Regions from separate parts of the Mus musculus genome. Here region 2 is linked to region 1. The links are chromatin loops, found by intact Hi-C in ENCODE. Cell type or tissue: heart. All regions are shown on one strand. Region 1 holds the start of Bach2os (BTB and CNC homology 2, opposite strand). Region 2 overlaps Map3k7 (mitogen-activated protein kinase kinase kinase 7).

Evidence for each region. Peaks named below come from ENCODE experiments on the same cell type or tissue, not always from the same donor. Only the 100,000 strongest peaks of a DNase experiment are listed, where the experiment ranks them.
Region 2: a loop joins it to region 1, with 4 times the contacts of the local background. A loop is called at or near these places in 7 of 42 quality-filtered maps.

The regions. Positions count from the first base shown.
Region 1 is chr4:32,569,945-32,574,944 of GRCm38, forward strand. All of the region lies in intron 3 of Bach2 (BTB and CNC homology, basic leucine zipper transcription factor 2), which reads left to right. Bach2os (BTB and CNC homology 2, opposite strand) reads right to left here and starts at 1,718. Exons shown (of 5, transcript NR_026843.1): 1 at 1,640-1,718. In heart, CTCF peaks have their summits at 863 (motif pointing left), 2,360 (motif pointing left) and 4,858 (motif pointing left); a DNase peak (open chromatin) is centred at 247; H3K27ac peaks cover 610 bases.
Region 2 is chr4:31,970,109-31,975,108 of GRCm38, forward strand. Map3k7 (mitogen-activated protein kinase kinase kinase 7) reads left to right here. Exons shown (of 16, transcript NM_172688.3): 2 at 4,715-4,825. Among named protein-coding and RNA genes, the nearest start is that of Map3k7, 8.5 kb to the left of the region's middle. In heart, a CTCF peak has its summit at 2,224 (motif pointing right); no DNase peak of the experiment used is centred here.

The DNA of each region.
Region 1 (5,000 bases):
TCTCTGCCCTTTGCCATCTCTAGGTCAGGGGTCCCTGGCTACAAACTGCAGGAATTGATTTCACAGACTGCTAAAAAGCTGGGACTCCCACAAAGTCTAACCTTCCTCCGGGCATTGCTGGCGAGCAGTGTAGGTCCCATACTGAAAAATGACCTCTAATCCTGCACTTCCTGTGGGTTCCAGAGGCAGGGAGAGAGTCAGCACTTTGGCAAGACTGGTATGACCAACAGGAACATATTGTGCAAACCGCAGCAGTGGCCAATAGTACCCTCTTTCACATTTGGCCTGCTGACTCAGTGACTATTCCTCTGTCTCCAAGCCTTAACCAAAAACCAAAGCAGTCCACAACTAAAGAGATTCATCGCCTACAAATCTCCCAGGCCTGTCTACCGTGCAGCCTCCCTGCCCAGAGTCCACTGGCCATAACAGCAGGCTATTCGGACAGGTGGGGGCGAGAGTTAGCAGAATGTTTCATTGTGTCATATTGTCTACTCTGTGCTGTCTCTGGGGACCCAGAGAGTAAACACCTCTGATGAGAAGTACCGTCTGGAAGGATATGTTAGGCAGGAGCACTGACTCAAACAGCAAGCTGTACAAGCTTGTGTACGTTGTATTAATCTCCTGGAGGAAAGAGCAGAGGCGTGAGCTTTCTCGCAGCTGGTCGGCTTTCCAAGACGTTGTCACATTACCTAGTTTTCAGCCCTGTGTGGGGTACATGGATGCACACAAAAGCTTGTGAAAATATTCCTCTGGAAAGGCCCAGGGCTGCCCCTCATCTCCAGGAATGCCCGCCCGTTGCCTTGGAAACAGCCGAGGGCTGAGGTTGAGCCTCCGCATCCCTTGAGGAACAAGGCAGGTGCTCCCACCTGCTGGTCAGTGTAAGTTCCTCCTTGCTGTGTGGCTAGCAGATCTACAAACAGAACCCAGCACAAGAGTGAGGGCTCCCTTCCCCCTGAGAGAGAAGAAGATGTATGGCTGACTGTTTTCTTCTCCACTGACCGTCTTTAAAAACGAAGCCCGATTGCAACAATCCCTGATGAAATTCCATGTGTGGTTTGCTTTTGCTCCAAGGACTTTGACACTGCCATTGTTGATTTTCCCTTTCCCCCGCCAACCTTCCATCCTGTCTACCTGGTCTGTGTTTGCTGTCTAGATGGCTTTAAATACAGTAGCGCTCGGTGCGGAAGCCCTTTAGACTTTCCTTGTGATCTGCTCTGTGGCATGTTTTCTTTCTGCAAGTAAGCAAATACAGTCTGGAGCTGAAGTAAGATGGCTCTGCTGTCAGTGGAAATAGAAGTCCCCTGAGCCCCAAGGGTGCACAGCTTTTGTGATGCCCAGGTGCTATGTCTCCAACTGACGACCTGTGTGCTGCTGGGGCACCATCTAGGATCTGAGTGTCTGTTATCCAAAGCTTGGAAAATGGAGATAAACAGTGCACTGTATCATTGGAAGCCTAGGAGAAACAGCCCCACAGGCAAAGGCCTTTCCAACAGCCTGCAAAGGAGCCATTTGTCCTGCCTGCACTCACCACATGGGAGGCATAGTAAGTGCCACATGGAGTAAGTGCACAGCTAGGAAGTAACCCGACAGAATTTTCACCCGGCCCTAGGAAAGGCAAATGATTCTTTAGTGTGCTTACCTTTGTGCATGGTGATCAACTGGGCACAAATACCAGGACTGAGCCTCATGACTATCTGATGCAACCAACAGATAACTCCCAGATTCAGGGCAGACTAGCCATACCCTTGACCTCTTAAAGAACACAGACTCAACACTCCACCCTCTGAATCCTAACAGGAAGTTGCTTTCTTCACCAATAAACCCAGGCCCACATGCTTTCTCCAGTGACTCTTTTTCCTGAGAGATCTGTAAGATTCCTGGGCACGTCCTACACATGTCTAGCAAGCCTTTTGTGGGGACCCATCTGAATTGTGGAACAATACTGGAACAATAAAATGTGCTTTAGATTTTAATTTTTCATCATTGAATTTTTTGTAAATAACTTGTATAGATTACATTAGAAATATTTTATACACTGGGATAAATGACATGTTCTTAAAATGAAACTCACCTGGATTGTTTTGTTTTGTTTTGTTTTTACTTTATTTAATGTGGCCGCTTTCAATTTTTTGGTTTCTTGCAGGGGTGGGGGTGTTGGTTGAGTTTTTCTGAAACAAGCTCTCGGTATTTAACCTTGGCTAGGCTCAAACTCAGAGATCCACCTGCCTCTGCCTCTCAAGTGCTGGGATTAAAGGTGTAACACAACACACCTGACTGACATACACTTGTAAGTTTAGCCTCTCTGACTGGTGTTAGTATTAAAGGTTAGCCTAGCACATGACATTTAGGCTTACATTGCCATCTGCTGGCCAAGCCAAGAAATTGAATATGAGAAAAAAACCTAAGCAACCTGAGCTGGGTCTAATAGCCTGGGCTGGCCTGGAACTCCACAGGCCTCTGAGGGTGGCCTTAATCTTCCTGCCTCCACCTCCTCCCAAGTGCTAAGATTGCTGAGGTCATAACTGTGCAGGAGTTGCAGAAACAGATGTAACTGCAGAAGTTCCCAAACCATCAGCACCGCCTTAGCAAGGAAGGGCAGAGAGAAGCTGTTAAAAGTCACAGACCTGGGGCTGGAGAGATGGCTCAGTGGTTAAGAGCGCCAGCTGCTCTTCCGGAGGTCCTGAGTTCAATTCCCAGCACCCACACAGTGGTTCTCAACCATCTGTAATGGTATCTGAAGTCCTCTTCTGATGTGTCTAAAGACAGTGACAGTGTACTCAAATATATAAAATAAATAAATCATTTTTTAAAAATGTCACCGACCTGAACTCCAAACCCCATGGAGACTGACAAGGCCCTAGAGAGAGAGAGAGCCTGGGCTTGCTCTCAGCTTCTGCATCAGACACAAAGTCAATGTTTTCACACAAAACAATTAGGGTCTTCAGTAGCCCATGCTGGCCTTAAACTCAGTTTGTCAGTTTGTAGCTAAGGATGACCTTGAATTCCTAATTTCCATACCTTCACTTCTTGTGTTTATAGATGAGGACCACTCCCTGCATCAGGTCTCCATAGTTGCCGTTCTTACAAAATAATACATACTAAAATTAAACAACAGAGAAGACACCTCCAGAGTTGTGATATCCTCTCTTCATTGTTGTGGAGTTTTATTTATTTATTTCTATTTTATAGTTGTTTGTGTGTATGTCTGTCTGTACCACGTGTGTGTCTGGGGCCAACAGAGACCAGAAGAGGGTATTGGATTCCCTGAAACTGTAGCCACAGATGATTGTGAGCTGCCATGTATGTTCGTGTGTGTGTGTGTGTGTGTGTGTGTGTGTGTGTGCTGGAAATCAAACCTGGGTCCTCTGGAAGAATAGCAGGTGTTCTTAACTATCGAGCCATCTCTCCCACCCCTGCCATCCTCTCTTTTAAAAATATTTACCTTGACTTGTGAAGGACTTAAAAGTAGGAATCGTGCCTAAACCTTAATGGCTTACAGTAGCAGTGGTCATTCAACAGCTCTCACACGTTCTGTGTGTCAGGAACTGAGCTGGCCCTCATGAGCATTTCTGGCTCAGATCGGGTGTTGGCTGGGGTTACAGTCCTCTGCGGGTCTCAGTGGCTTCAAGAATTCACTTCTGGGCTGGCAAGGTGGTTCCTCGGGTAAAAGGGGCAGCCACTAAGCATGGAAACTGAGTGTCATTCCCAGGGCCTGTCTAGCTAGAGGAGTGAACTGAGTTCAGAATAATTAAATAAAACCTCATAAGCAATGAGCATGCTTCCATTCACAGAACTGGCAGGATAGTGCTGTGAGCTGGAGATGCCAGGTCTGCCCTACTGAGCAGCCAGTGAAACAGGACAAAGTACAAGTCTCAGTGCCCTTCAAGGCTTAACTTCGAGAACACATGACATCGTCCAGCAAGGTGTTTATCAGAAGGAAGGAATATGCATCGTGTCAGAGAAATAACAGAATTACCCTGTAAAAGAAAACGTAATTTTAAAAACCATATCCTGACAAAGTGCCTAGCATAACACTAACCTGAGAAGCGTACCTTGTTTTGCACGAGGACACTGAGGGTCAGAGGGGTGATGTCACCTCTCTCCTGTGTGAGAACTAAAGCCCAGCTCTGACTCCTCCTACCCAGGATGTCACCTTGGGTTCTGTGTGAGTAAAAAAGACTCTCACTGACTGGTGCATCTCTGCAGTGTCTTCAAGGTGTGCTGGGCTCAGTCTTCCTTCCCCATCTGTACATCGGTCTTTAGAAGATCACTTTGGCCATTTTGTTGAATTCCGGTTGTGTGTCTTGTAGCAGGGGCTTTGATAAACCATGGTCTTTCTTACAAAAGTTCTGCAACATTGGAAGAACTAACACAGTTTACAATATTTTTAATGCCATTTGCTTCAAAGGAACCTCAGGAAATGATAACATTATAATCTGTGTGTGTGTGTGTGTGTGTGTGTGTGTGTGTGTGTTGAGACAAGGTCTCACTATGTAGGCCAGACTGGCTCCCCACTTACTCTGTAGCCCATGCTATGCTCAGATGCATGGCAATCCTCCTGAGTGTTGGGATTAGAGCTATACACCACCAGGCTGGCCGACTTGTGTGTGTTTGTACTGTTTGGTTATACGAATATTTCATCTTACTTGTATTGGAAATAAGAGAAGTATTAATCACTACTTGCTTTCAGTACTTCCCATGACTTGCTCATCTTAAAAAGAGGTTTGGAGACTGGAGAGCTGGCTCAGCAGTTAAGAGCACTGGCTGCTCTTCCAGAGGTCCCAGGTTCAACTCCCAGCTCCTGCATGGTGACTCAACCAGTTCTATAATTCCAGTCACAAGGACTCCAGCACCATCTTCTGGCCTCCATGGGCACCACACAAACAAGGTGCACAGAGATGCATGCATGCAAAACACCCACACACATAAAATTAAAAATAAAATAGAAATACAAACAAGAAAATGATATTTGACTGGACAGATGGCTCTGCAGTTGACAG
Region 2 (5,000 bases), 600 kb before region 1:
ACTGCATGTATAGACATGCCACTGCATCTTGCTTTTTGTAGGGGTTCCGGGATTGAACTTGGGCTGGCCAGAGAGATGGCTTATTGGGTAAAGCACCAGCCATGCAAGCTTCAAATTGGTATTTAACATTTATTAGTTGGTGAAGAAGACCAAGATGGAATTATTCTTAATTTGTCTTCTAATGATTAACACTGGTTTCTAATTCGTAGTTACTATAGCCAAACACTTCTTTTCATACCTTTCTGTTCCTCTGATTTCATTCCAGAAGTCCATGTAGTGATAGGTTATTTCTCCACTGAGGAAATGAGGCAACTCAAGCCAGATTAGATTATATATAGGCGGGTTTATTGGGAAGCTGCTCTCAGACAAGTTCACTGGCCCCAAGGAACTAGGCCAGGGAAGTCACCATGGGAAGAGAGAAGGATAGAGGGAAGAGCTCAAGGAGGCGGGCAGAGTATGCCAGATAGAGACTGAGAGTTGCTGGGAGAACCTGGAGGCCAGGTCTGCTTTGATATGTAAAATAAGTACCTCAGCCCCTTGCCGCTGGGTGGAAACCAAACCAGTGCCTTGATACATATTACTGTCACATGGAACAGAGGCATCCAAGGTTGCTTCTTCATGCCTGACAGAGTAGTGTCTCTGTCTGCTTGGTCATCAGTTATACCCAGCAAATGCCCAATCATCCTGCATGAGGCCTTTCTGTATCAAGTGGGCCTTTATCTCATGATGTTGGGCTCTAAGAGGAAGAAAATAGAAACTGCTAAAGCTTCTTGAGCCCTGATTTTGAGGTTCCTGGAAGTTCACTATACTACTGATAAAAGCAATTCTTGACCAACTTGACCCAAGGGGGAAAGCCATGAACTCCTCAGTAGAGTAAGCAGACAAGGATGGAAAAGATTGAGGGTAGCTGCCTTTGGAGACTCCCCTCACCCCTCCATGTGCAAGCCTCTATCATCCCAGTCACTCCTGTTTCTGAAAGGGTGAAAACCTTTTATAAATCCCTTCTCCAACAGTTAACCTGTTGAATATGATGCTTTGAAAATTAGATGGTTGTGAGCCATAGCTTATTTTCTATTTCTAAGGCTCCTCCGCTTTGGTACTGTCCGTTTAGATAAAGAACATTCAGTCCCTCAGAAACAGCAGCTGGATGTACTAGGTACTCAGATATTTCAGGGTTAAAGAAATGCAGTTGGCAATTCAGTTGTATCACTGAAGAAAGACCTTTCTCCATGCTTCCTGACTTGGCTTTCCCTTTGGCTGTCATCGATCGTCAGAAAGTCACTCAAGCACTTTGCGTTAAGGTCTGTGTTTGAACAGCTATGAATCCATTTCAGGTCTCAACCCTCCCCACAGTAGCCGCCTCCTACCTGTGGTCAGACTTTAATTTCACTTATCTTACTCCTTTTGCAAGATTTTTTCTGAATCATTGTCATGTTCAACTGGGTCCAAGGTAGCCTGGGGTAAAGCCTGGTGTGGATATTCTTTATCAGTGTTCTTATGCCTCTGTAGCTGCCCATGTTTATAGAGCACAGTCTGCCAGGCTGTCTGCCTCTGCTAATCAAAGGAAAGAGTGTGGGTGGGAGAAAGTTTGAACTGCTTTCTGCCATTGAATCTCCAAGCCTGTGGGGAAAGAGAGGCTGCTGAGGTCTTTAGTGTATTGTGAGTGCTTGCCTTTGGCATTCTAAGTGTTTTTAAAAAAAAGTGTTAAAAAAAAAAGAAATCTAAGTAGTCTTGTTGTATAGCCTTGGATTTCTTCCCTGTCTCATTTTCATCTCACAAAAAGTCAGTTCTTAATATATATTTTTTTTTGCTTTTTACTTCTAACAGCTAATATTTTACTCCTAATAATGCCATATGCAAAAAAAGAGAAGTCTTTATGATCTAAAGAAATATAATTCTTTAAGCACTGGCTCCATGCTATTATACTGACTCCTATAAAACCATGACAGTTATTTCTATCAGACATTTCAGCAACTTCGACAACTTGCCTTCCTGTGTTATCATCTAAGATCTGTTAACCTCAGTGTGTATATGAAGTAACTTATGACTCAAATGAGAATGGAGATTTCTTGAGGCCATGGGGTTCTCAGATAGGAGTGTGACCATTTTTATTTCAGATTATTTTGTGAAATTGATTTCTCACAGCAAAAGAGAGTTTATCATGTATTTATTTGCTCACATTTAGTTCCCCTGGTTTGAAGTTGAAAACTCAGAGTGAGTCGTCATTTCATCACTAGGTGGCACCTGAGGATCACAGATGGTCATGCTTACTCGACACAGTTACGACAAGTACAGAATCCACAAATACAAATAACACTCAGAGCAGACGTTCTTAATAATGCTAAGTACTGCTCGCCCTGATTAATCTGTGGGCACATGATTGAAGTGTATTGAATGTCTTAATGCTTTATAATCATTCCTTCATAGTTAATGATAATGTCTTTAGGCAGACTGATCCGTGTGTATCATCTAAGTTGATTATGACCATGAAGTTGAAATCTTGTAGGATCTGTTTGCTGCTAATTTCCTGTGAGAAAAATGAGTGCTCTGGCTCCTTGTATTAATTCAAACCCAACTCTGGGTGTTGTTTTATAATGTTTATGGAAGAGCCTGATTCTATAACCCCCTATTAGATACTCTTATCTCCATAGATATGAAGGAAAATAACTTAGGAACCCTATAGACACTCAGTAAGGAAAATAACTTAGGAACTCTATAGATACTCACTAAAGAAAATATAAACATCTATGCTTTACTGTCCAAAAAAAAAAGCTCAGATGTTAATTTACCTAACAGTGAGCAGGACACCTAACAGTAAGCTTGATTATAAAGACTGACATATTCAAACCAAAGCCAATTCCTAAATCTTCCTAAAGTAACTGGATGCTGAGCATGAATCACCAGTGCTGGATTCTTTTTGAGGCTTGGAAAACAAGATGGTCTCTGAATGGCCAAGACCAGGAAATGGAAAAAGTCTCCAAAAGAGCCAGGCTTACTTGGGACTTTGCATCTAAGCAGCCTTGTTACCTTTAAGCTGAGTATGAATTACCATAGCATGTGCTGGTAATGCTAAGCTGTAGGTTTCGGATCCTGCCTCGGAATACTTTCTTACTGTGTAATGTGACTAAATTGCATCCCTATGACTGCTTACCTTTCAAATGGAAATGGATTACTTGTGCTAATCTGGGGGAAAACACCACCAGAATGTGCTCATCTTGTGGTGAGCACTGACTGAGAAGTAGTTACACGCTTTACACAGCCTATGAAGTGGAACTGGAGCCTGACTAGCTAGTTCACGTACCCCAGGCTACAGCTCCTGCCCTAGTGTCTCCTCTTCCCTTTGGGAAGTGATCGACCCAGTGTAGATTTTGAAGAACAACTATTTGATCACGATCACTAGCTATGCCCAACTTTGTTGTTGAGTTTTATATAATAAGTTGTCTTAAGTGGACTCACACCTAAGGAGCACATAACTGATCCTAGTATATGAAGTGTGCCATACATGTTAGAACCACTGGTATTCTAGTGTTGGGTTGCCTACCATTAACTGTCCTGTACTGTTTGTTACCTGTGTACGGCTGAGAGAGTGAGTTGGCATGTTTAAAGCCATGTGCTTTACGTGTAACATGAGGAGAACATTAGCACCTCCTTGTGAGGCTTTATAAAGAGGGATGTGGGCAGAGCACTCTCTCAATGCCAACTAGCAAACAGTCTATAAAGATGTAATGAGTGGGGTGGACCTTTCCTTGAGGAAAGGACCTTGCCATAGCATTTAGCTACATAGAAGGTAGGAGATTGGAGATGAAGGTGCGAACCTAGTGCCCTTCACAGTAACAGTCTAATGGTTTTGATCTGACAGATACCACGCTAATTTTCATTTTTGCTTTTTAATGCTTTTAAAAATACTTGGATTTTTCTAAGTATTTTTTAAAATAGAGGAACTTGACAGAGCAGTGTGCCCATGTGATAGCCATTAGTTTTAGCAATAATGTGGCATATGGTTGGTCTGTATTTTTATAACTTTTTAAAAGTAATAAGCTAATTACCTATCATAAAGCTTACCCATGTGAAGTGTGATTTATTGATTTTTGTGAATTTACCCAGTTGTCAGCCATCACAGTCAACTTTCAAACACATCACCACCTTGGCAGGATACCGTTTACATTAATTCCTTTTTGATCCTTATCCCAAGGCAATCACTGACCTGCTTGCTGTCCCTAGATTTCTCCTGGGCATTTTATAAATGGGCATTGTAATATGAGGTATTGGGGTGGGGGTCATTGTGTAGACAGTAACACATTTTGCGTGTCCTTCATAGTGGGCCTTTTATATATATCTTTAGCCCTTTTCCTTCCATTTCTTACCCCCAATTAGAGTTATTTGAAAGCTGATTTTATTTTCTTTAAATAGTATATGTTCTTTTTCATTTTTATTTTTCTGAACCACTTCTCAATCATCTTTACTTTAATTTTCTACTGTGATTAAAAATTGCCTTATGTCTTCATGTATTTTTTGTGTTTCTGCTTTAGAATTAAGAGGTTCATTTCAAAGATTAAAACTGCATTTTATCTTCACTTTAATGAAAAACTCATTCTTAGCAAATTCAGATAATGGTGGTTTCTAAACCTTTGATGAGACTTAAAAACTGCCTCTATCATATTAAACTCTGCTTCTGATTTTTGGGGGTTTTCTATTTGTTTGTTTGTTAACTCAGGTTGTCGGAAGAGGAGCTTTTGGAGTAGTTTGCAAAGCTAAGTGGAGAGCAAAAGATGTCGCTATTAAACAGATAGAAAGTGAGTCTGAGAGGAAGGCTTTCATTGTGGAGGTAAGCTGAGACGTTATTTGTATCCACTAATTCTTCACCAGAGCTACTCTGATCTTAAGACTATAAAACACAGTGTTTCCCACCTTTCTTTTTTCTGTGTACATGGACGTTAGCAGTTGACTGAACTGAAAGTAGTGCCTCCATAGGAATGTTTTTCATTTTTTTGCTTTAAATT